Regions from separate parts of the Mus musculus genome. Here region 1 is linked to region 2. Evidence: chromatin loops called from intact Hi-C (ENCODE). Cell type or tissue: heart. All regions are shown on one strand.

Evidence for each region. Peaks named below come from ENCODE experiments on the same cell type or tissue, not always from the same donor. Only the 100,000 strongest peaks of a DNase experiment are listed, where the experiment ranks them.
Region 1: a loop joins it to region 2, with 6 times the contacts of the local background. A loop is called at or near these places in 5 of 42 quality-filtered maps.

What each region holds. Positions count from the first base shown.
Region 1 is chr2:71,749,560-71,754,559 of GRCm38, forward strand. It overlaps Gm17250 (a long non-coding RNA gene), which reads right to left and starts at 946. Exons shown (of 5, transcript XR_866415.1): 1 at 452-946. In heart, no CTCF peak of the experiment used is centred here; DNase peaks (open chromatin) are centred at 1,902 and 2,422; H3K27ac peaks cover 1,545 bases.
Region 2 is chr2:71,670,588-71,675,587 of GRCm38, forward strand. No RefSeq gene overlaps it. Among named protein-coding and RNA genes, the nearest start is that of Gm36909, 17 kb to the left of the region's middle. In heart, no CTCF peak of the experiment used is centred here; DNase peaks (open chromatin) are centred at 4, 494 and 2,824; H3K27ac peaks cover 3,286 bases.

The DNA.
Region 1 (5,000 bases), 79 kb after region 2:
TCAGAGCTTTTTTTCCCTGTGTCTGTTTTCTATGAAGGAGAAAGGCTGGAGCCGAACCAGTGAAACAAAGACGTAAGTTCATCCCCTCTCCCGCCCCAAACCCTTTAATCTTCAGTGGAGTCCCAATTCCAGATCATTTCCACCAGAGAAGTTTTAAAAGCATCCACATGTAATGTCACCGTAAAATATGATAAGATCACCCCCCCCTCCCCGCCGCCGCCTTTAAAGGCAGCACTCATTTCTTAGAGCTTTTCGAGTTTCCATTTCTTCTTCTGTAATTACTACCTATGTCATCAGGAATGGACTCTGAATAATTCTCCCAATTCTCTCTGGTGACTCAAAATGCCCTCCACCTTCCAGCGGTCAAACAGAGCGCAAGTTTCCTTGTAAGATGCCAGCAGCCCCTGTGATCAAGTGAGGGTTGTTTGCTCTTTGGGAACCAAATAATTACCTGTCAGCTTTTCAGGCAACGGGCAGAATCCAGAAAGGTAACAGCACAAGGATATGGGAATCTTTGCAGGACCGGTGGCTTTCCTTCCTTCCTTTTTCCATTTATCCTTTCTTTAGAAGGCAGATAAGGCGGCATTATTGATTGAGGAGTGTGCGCATTAGCTACCATGGCAACGCATGTTACTATTGGCACTGTCCAGGCCAATTAAGTTCGTTTCAGATTGCTGGTGTTCTTTCTTTGGTCTGAGAAAGCCACTCAAGTCAGAGACAGATAAGAATCTTCTGAGCACTAAGTCAGGCTTGGAATGTCCCTTCTGCTGACTTTCCGGAAAACCCTTACAGCGCGCTGTGCATCCTGGGCCTCAAACCGAGCCCTGCTCTGGGCAGGGATCGCTCGTGCTGCTGTGTGCCTCTGCACCTGCTCTGAATACTCTACAGTTAGATTCTTGGCCACCTTTGTTTGGTTCTTTGAGAAAAAAAAAAAAAATCTCCTTTTCCAGGCTTGTTTTTTAACCAGGTCTGCGGCCCCAGTTCTCTTAGCCCTTTAGTGCTAAAGCAGCTTGTCCGTGTGGTGTGATCTCTTCATTACTCATCCATTCCTGTTCCGTCCCACGTGTTCTTTGGTTCAGGGATATTGCCCTTAAGAAATTCATACTTCGTATTAATTTATTTGGAAAAGGACATGCATGGAGGTAGGAGGTAGGAGATAGTTTGTGGGAGCTCGTTCTTATTCCACCATATGTCTCCTGGGAATCAAACTCAGGCTTGACAGGAAAGCGCTTTTATGTCTTGAGCCATCTTGTCAGCCCTGGAAATGATATTTTAATAGATAAGGTAGACAAATTTTAAAAGGCTTTATATGTAAAGGTTTTATATATGGTTTATATATAAAGCTTTTTAAAGGATTTGTATAGGGGGCTTATAAAATTATAAAATTGACATGTGAAACCTTTACATAAAACATCCTATTACCTTTCCTCGGATGCAGATCTCTGGGTTTCCCCTCCTATGACAAATAGTAAAATTCCCCCAAGGATACGTGCATCTCCCCACCTGTGCTTCTTAGTTGGGGTAGGTGTACCACAGATGGGATCCGGCATTGCGTCCCTCTTCACCGTCTTCTCCTCAAAGCATCTGCTCTATTACGGTTGGTTCTGAGTAAGATTGTTTTTGAAGTGTTCCACAAATTATAAAGATGGTTGAAAGCTTATCCGGGTTTTCTGAGGTAAACAGTAACTACTATGCTTTATTTCTACGGAGCCGTGAAGGTGCTAGGGGGATGAGCATCTAATCCAGTCTTGCGGGTGTAGCATGGCTCTGGAAACTCATTCCATAAAAAGTGATTTCTGAATAAGTACAAAGTGGCATGGGGCAATTGTGTCCTCTAGGCAGAGGGCCAAGTGTGTGGAAAGCCCCTGAAGAGAGCAGAGAAAATCTAGTTTCTTCAGAGACCAGGCAAGGGTGCACAATGGAACGGGAGACGGAGGCTCTGATTGGCTCTGTGGATGGTCTCTCACAACCTACCCGGTCACGTGGTTATATGCCGTGGGAGGGTCGTTTGTGCGGAGTGGCCTATGGCTGGAGAGCTGAGCAGAATTGCATACTGCAAAAGTGAGCAGAGGTCACACTGGCCTTCCTGTCCCCTCAGTTTCTCATCCTTTGAGCACTGCTCTGGATCTGGGCGGTGCCTTACAAACCCTAAACTTCAAACCCAGGCCATGAGGCACTGTTGAACTTTAACCCTCATCACTTTCTCAGGACACAGTTCCCACAAGACCCAGCCTGAAAGACTGGAGGTGGCGTCGGGCTGACATCTGCTTTACAGCAATCGGCTGGTTCCCACCAGCTCTGCAGACTCCAAAGCCCCAGTGTTCCTGTACTAAGGACTGAACTTCCACCAGCATTGGAAATAGCAGAGCTTCCCTCCCATTAAGTGTCTTCGGCACCATGATGGTCACAGGGAAGGAAACCTGGGCCCCTTTCAGAACCAAATAACTCAGTCCAGGATCTTTAAGGAATTACCCCTCTCCCAGGGGAGAAGTCATCATGTCCTCTACTGCTTATTATGGTCTTCAAATTGTGGACTGTGACAAAGCAAGTTGGTGTACAGGAAACAACCGCTTCCCTTTTGCTTCAGAGGGCCTAAAAATGTTTGATCTTAGATAAGCCATAAATAATTACATAAACAATTACTCAGCCTTTGCCTTTTTTTCTCTCTCTCTTAATCCTATAATGGTACTTTAGCAATAGCATCAACAACAACACCTTTCCATTTTCACAGTGAATAAAAAAAAAATAGGAAGAAAACTTAAGTCCTCTAAGCCTTGCTTTTAAAAATCCCCTTTGATGTGGAGAAGACTGATGCAGATTCATGCCAGCTCCTAACTTGCTAGCTGTGCCTGAGCAGGCAACTGAGGACTCTCCTCTGACCATCTTCCAAGCCAAGCAATGGCCATCTTGGGGAGTGCTCCCTTGCTAAAGACCATCCAGCTGTACACACTAGCCCATAGGCACCAAGCAGGGCATGAAATTTTCTTCTTAGTATCCAGATACTCCCTACTGCTTATCAAGGCTGCACAAGTCTGGGCAGGCGCTGAGCTGGTAGAGACCAGGGATGATACCATCTATGTGGTTACAAAGAAGCCCTCATCCCTAGTAGATTCAACCTACTGGGGGAGGAAGGCCACACTCCTGTAAGTAGCCCCTTACCTAAGAAAGCCCAGTAAATTAATTGGTTCTCTAGAATAACGTTTGGCAGAATTGTGTCTCAGTTTATCTTTAGAACTTTGAAAGGGATAGATGTTGCTCTATGTCTCTCCTGTGGAAGGAATTTTAGTAACAAGGACAGAACTTTACCAACTATGAGAAGTCTTTGGATTAAAACATGATGTCCAACATGAGCAGTACCTCCAATTACTTCAAATATTCTTTTTAAAAAATATTTTAGGTTTATTTGTTCTATTTTATGTATATGAGTATTTTCCTTTGCCTGGATATATGAGCCTATATCCCTGAAGGCCAGAAGAGGATGTTGGATCCCTTGGGACTTGAGGAATTACAGACAGCTGTGAGCTGCCATGCTGATATTTGGAACTGAATCCAGGTCTTCTGCAAGAGCAATAAGTGTTCTTATCCACTGAGCCATCTCTCCAACCCCACACGCTGTACATCTTAAGTTGGCCATATTCTATGTGTTTTTTCTGTGGGGAGTAAGGACCAAAATCATGACCTGTCATTGTGAGGAATAATTATTTGCCATGTAAGTAGTGATAGCTTTTGACAGTGTTTGGGGAAAAGGGGCGAAGTGGAAACTCCTAGACTCCGTTGTGTCATGTGATGTTTTTCAGGAAGCTGTCTTGTGAAAGAGCAGATAGTGTTTTGCTGGAGCAGATGCTTGAGAGGACACATGTCCCCACAATGTCCCCACAAACGGAGGACACTCTTGCATTAGTTCACCTTGCAATGCTTTGCTGGTCTTTTCTGATCTTTGCTTGTTGTGACTTTATAGAGAAAAAAGCACCAGGCTTGTGCCAGTTTGGCAGAGCCTCACAGTTTCTTCTGGATCAAGACACTGCTATCGACTTATGTTTAAAATTGCCCCCAAAGAACTACTTCTAAACAGGTCCACATCCCCCATTTCCTGTTAACCTTTCTTCTCCCCTACCTTTGGTTGGTGGGCTAGAAGGGATATTGAAGCATTTAAGAACTCTTAGTTCTAATAAACTTCATGAAGTAGGTTTCGAAAAAAATAAGACTACAGGAGAGTCATTTTTTTCACGGAGAATAATAGAGATTACCATGAAAAGAAAGTTTCTGGATTAGAATAACCCAGTATAGTTGCTTTAATATTTAGTATCACTATTATATATCTTTGTAATATTCAGTTTTGTTTTGTTTTGTTTTTGTTTTTTGAGACAGGGTTTCTCTGTGTAGCGTTGGCTGTCCTGGGACTCACTCTATAGACCAGGCTGGCCTCAGAAATCCGCCTGCCTCTGCCTCCCAAGTGCTGGGACTAAAGGCGTGCACCACCATGCCCAGCTTATAATATTCATAGCCACAGAAATACACATTTGTAATTTGAATGTTATGATACTTTCAAATATGCTGTGGTAGTAAAGCTTATTTTACACATGTATCAAGGTATCAAGCTCAATTCTGGAGAGCCCCCATGAGCCTGTACCTTTTGTTCAGCTAGGCTTAGACGCCTCATAATAGTAAAGTCTACAGTATATGTCCTATTTCTGGGATGCTTTTGTGTTCATTCATTAATTACTCCTTCATCTGCTTACATTATTGAACACCTATAAGGGCTTAGCTATTGTATGAAGCATGAGAAACTCAGGATGAAAAGGGCAGGTCTTCACTCTCCAGGAGGAAGGAAACCTAAAATGGAATGTCTGATGAGCTCTGACACAAGTGTGGCCAAGGTGCCAGGGAGTATCAACAGACAGAGGAGGTCCATACAGAGTGACAGAAACCTGCTCTCCAGGGTTCTCCTAAATTGTAAGAAGGATCATGAAAAAAGCAATATAGTGAGGACCAGAAGACTT
Region 2 (5,000 bases):
CTGGGACAGACCAAGGGATCACTCTGCACAGCCCTTCAGAGCCCAAGGGCTGCCTGGAGGAAATGACTTGAGAACACAAGAGCCTGAGATGGAATAGCTGGCTTTAGTTCCCTTCGGTGAGTTCCTGGCAGTGCTGGGTGGCCTGCTTAGGGCAGGAGACACACATGGCAGCAGCCACATTTACCTAGAGGGGCCAGAGCGGGAGTATTTGTCCTTAGAGAGGAGAACCTTGGTCTATCGCCCAGGCTCCCTTATTTATCTCCACGAGAAAGATTATTACCCATAGTTCCAGTGGCCACCCATCTCCTTTATGTTGAACAATGGCCTAAGTATGGAGTAGCTTTCCAGTCCCAACCAGAAGCAAATCCATGATGACCAGAAGGGCGTCCAGGCCTGGGTGGAAGGAAGGAAATCATCAAACACAGCAGACTAATGCTCCTCCCCCGGGGGCACTGAGCATGTCAAGGTGAACTAAAGCCATCCAGTTATTATTTATAGAACCGGTGGGGAGGGTTTGTGGGCTGCTGGGAGGCCTGTGACAGTCGGGCCAGCCCTGGCTTTGTCTGAGCAGAAGATTGTTGGCTGACATTAGAGGAAGTGCCCTGTCCATGCCTCAACAGGGGCAATGCTTGCTCACCCAGTAGGGTGGCTCAGCCAAGTGTGTGGTCATCCTTGGTGTCTATCAACATGGCTGCTCAAGAGAGAAGGTCAAAACGTATCTAGACCAATCTCCCTGACGACTGTAAAACCCTCACACTTGCAGATGGGGCTCCTCTTCTGCAGTGTGAAGACGCTAGGTGTGCCGCTGAGGACCTCTCTACATGTTGCCTAAGAATCATCTGTCTTTGCTTCTCTAAGACAACAGTGCTCCCCATGAGAGGCAGCATGTCTGTCCAAACACCTCCTTGTAGGCCCAGTGCCCGGCATGCAGTATGTGCTCAGTTGCTAATCATGTTCTGATTTTGAGGATATGTCTTTGAAATGTTCAATTTTAAACATTCCCCTCAATGGGGATTGCTTGACAAATTTTCAGGTAGGGCAGTGGTCCTCAGGCTGTGGGGTGTGACCACTTGGAAAACACATATTCCCTATTGGTCTTACAGACCCCCAATCATAAATTTATTTTTGTTGCTACTTTATAACTGTAATTTCCTACTGAGCTGTCTCAGTTCTTAAGACCATCATAAGTGTGTGTTTTCCAATGGTCGTGACCCACAGGTTGAGAACCATTGATTTTGGGCAATGCTCATGAATTTACTTCTTGGGAATGGTCACGTGTCTAGCACTTCATGGCTCTTTTAACTTCATCCTGATGCACCCTTGTGCTTGTTTATCATCCCCAAGGATGCATGAGGTGGGAGGGATACAGATTTTTAAATCTTATAAAAACCAGATAACCTTTGTGATTAACCTGAATGCCTTATTCTTAGAATAAGCACCATTTTAATATTTGTGTGTATGTGTGTGTGTGTGTGTGTGTATGTGTGTGTGTTTTACACATCTGCTGTGTGCCAAGCCCCGTACAAGAGCCCTGAAGTCTCAGCAATGAGGGTTTGTAGTGGCAGATCAGTAGTAAAGAACATTTGTTGCTCTTACAGAGTGTCTGGATTCGGTTCCCAGGACCCGCAAAATGGCTCACAACTATGTAAACCCCAGTTCCAGGGAGTCTGGCACCTTCTCTGACCTCTGTGGTCTCTGTATACATGTGGTAAACTTCCATGCATGCAGGCAAGCAAACACTTGTATGCATAAAATAATAATAAAAAAATAAGACTTTTAAAAGGAGACTCAGCAATAAGAAGTCACAATTCCCACCCATGTCTGAAGCAATGAGCTCTGAAATAAAGGTGTCATTAATGGTAAAAACAAAAACAAAGAGTAAGAGAGATGGGGGGAGGTGGCAGACCTGGCTAAGGATGCAGATAGTGATATCATCTATGATACACAGTGCTCGGCACCATATAGAGGCTTGCATGATAACTCAAGAGTTAATCCTAACCGTCCTGTGATAGAGGGGCTCATATTCTTCCCATTTCATGGATGGGAAACTTGAGGCGTGTGAGAGATTGAATAAATTGCCTATGAATGAACTTGTAAATGGGAGAGACTGCTACTGAGTCTTAGGTATGTGGACTAAAAATAGCAGCAATAATAGTGTCAAAGGATGTGGTGTTTTGATATTTCCAAAAACTACTTTCTTTGATCCGCTCCTAAAGAGAAGCCAAGTATTTCTTAAACAAGCCCTTGAACTTGGGAATCGTTAGAGTGCCTTTGCTTTCCAGCTGGTAGACCTGGTCTGTGGTCCAGCCCCACGCACCCTAAATAGCCTGATATGGACAGAGGGTAATGGTTAAATACCAGTTCTTAGCTATGTGACCTCCAAACCTTTACTTCCCTATCTATAAAAAGAGGGTAATAGCATTTCTGTCTAGGGGGTCTCCTGCCAGCTACTTCTGGTTTCCTCCACACCCATCACACAAAATGAGGCTTCTGAATAGCACAGATGCTGAAAAGGAGCCAACCTGGAAGTCTGTGGGGTGCTCTGAGTGACTGCAGCCATTGTTCCGTGGCTGCGGAGGGCCTCTCCGGCAGGGAGGGCAGAGGGCTCTGGCCTTTGGTGGACATCTGCCTCAGAATTCCTCTGCTCTGCTGTTTGAAGACATCGGCTTTTCCTTCAAGGACTGAGCAAATGCAGTCAGAAGAAATATGCCAGGGAGACAACACGGCGGTTGACTGGAGACTGGATGAGGACCGGATGTAGGCCTGACCCCGGGCTGTGTCCCTGGGGTGCAGCTCGGAGAGACCTCAGGGCCGACATTGCGTTCTCTGTTTACTCAGGGGTTTCCTCCTCGGAGCTGCCAAGGAAGCAGCTCTGTGAGGAAAGGGAAAACACGTGGGGTAGGACCCTGGACCCACACGGGGCGGACTACACAAGCTCCTGCCTGCCTCTATCAGGGAGGGGTGGAATACAGTCCAGCCCCTCCCCTGCCCTGCCTGGGCCAGCAGCATAACATGGGCCCTTGGGGACACTGTCCTCATGGCTACTTCATCCTAGGTGACCTGGTACCTCTTGGGGGGATGGGGAGGGGCCTGTGGGATGGTAAAAGCATGCCCAGAAGCTTGGTAAGGTAGAGCAGGTTGAGACCCGGAAACTTGGTAGGCACACATCTGAGACTTAGGCGACTTCTAGCTCCCTGCCAAATTCCTGGCCTGGAACACGTGCCATATTCCCCACCATAGGTCACATAGTTCTCCATGCTAATGAGGTACCTAGAGGCCTGGAGGGCTTAGCCAATAAACTTCCCTTCCCAGACATTTCTCCCTGCAAAAGGTATTTAATCTCGTGTCCACCCTGAGAAGGGGTACAGCTAAGTATGCATCCAATTTTCCACCATGAACAGTCAATAAACAGTTTAGAACCGTAGACTGAGTCTTTCATCAAGACCGGCTGCGGGGAGCCAAGAAGGCCTCCACCTACAGAGCTGCAGTTTAATTCTCCCGTAGAAGGCCTCTCTGCGCTTCCAGCCTGCCTCCACCAAGCTAAGGACAATCACCACTGGAACAAGGCAGAGCTCCCCTTCCTCAGGTCTGGGCTAGATGCTGACCCAGCCCTCCAGCTCTCAACTCAGTTCTTGGCTCTTCTGTGACTCTCAGTGTGCCTGGATGTCCAAGAGTCAGAGAACCTCATGGTCCCAGCCTCATCACAGGTCTGAGGGCCCCAAACCCTCTCCAGGTTTCCCACATCCCAGACTGTGCTTTCCCACCCCCTGAGCGGTGTCTCACTTCCCTAAAGCCCTGCCCCAGCTCCTGTGGTGTCATGGGATAAGTGCTGTCACACTATCCAAGTTCCACCTCCCCAAAGAGGCTGACTGGGACCCTGGGGTTGGGCTATTATTCATTTGTTACAGGCCCTGAGCTGTAACACGTGTGTAACCAAATACCTGGGATAACCAACTGTCTTAGTCAGGGTTTTTATTCCTGCACAAACATCATGACCAAGAAGCAAGTTGGGGAGGAAAGGGTTTATTCAGCTTACACTTCCAAGTTGTTGTTCATCACCAAAGGAAGTCAGGACTGGAACTCAAGCAGGTCAGGAAGCAGGAGCTGATACAGAGGCCATGGAGGGATGTTCATTACTGGCTTGCTTCCCCTGGCTTGCTCAGCCTGCTTTCTTATAGAACCCAAGACTACCAGCCCAGAGATGGTCCCACCCACAAGGGGCCCTCCCCCCTTGATCACTAATTAAGAAAATGCCTTACAGCTGGATCTCATGGAGGCATTTCCCCAGCTGAAGGTCCTTTCTGGGTGATAACTTCAGCCTGTGTCAAGTTGACACATAAAGCCAGCCAGTACACCAACCTAAGACAGGAGGAGTTTGTTTGGGTTCATGGTTTCCCAGCTGCAGCCCATGAACAGCTTGTGTCATTGCTCTCAGATCTACGGCAAGACACAAACACCAGGACAGAAGGATGTGGCAGAGCAAAGGTACTCATCTCATAGACAGGAGTCAGAGAGGGAAGGAGGAAGAGAGGGAGGTAGGGAAGGAAGAAGGGAGACAGAGAGAGAGAGAGATGAATGAACAAACAAATGAATGGATAGGAGACAATATACTGACCACGTCACCCCTCCAGTGATCTAGTACCTCCAGCTAAGCCCCAGTGCCCGATTGCCCATTCACACCCCTCAGCCGTGTGGCCAGGTCTATGAGGGAATGCTGAGCTCTGCCCTGAACGCCTCATCTCCCCCACAGGTGGAGGCTGCTGACCAATCCTTGTGCAGTGGACCTAGAACTAAAGGCTTCAGTCAGCCTGAGCCTTATGGCCATAATCTCCTATGAGCTTAGCATCCTTGTCATTTCATCACTTTCAAGTAGTGCCCTGGACAAGGGATTGACCCTTTAATACACCAGCCTTCTGAGGGATTGATCACTTCACAACTAAACCATACAAGACTCCTCAGGTGACTTCCCAGAGAGATTATTTTGTTTATTATAAGATCTG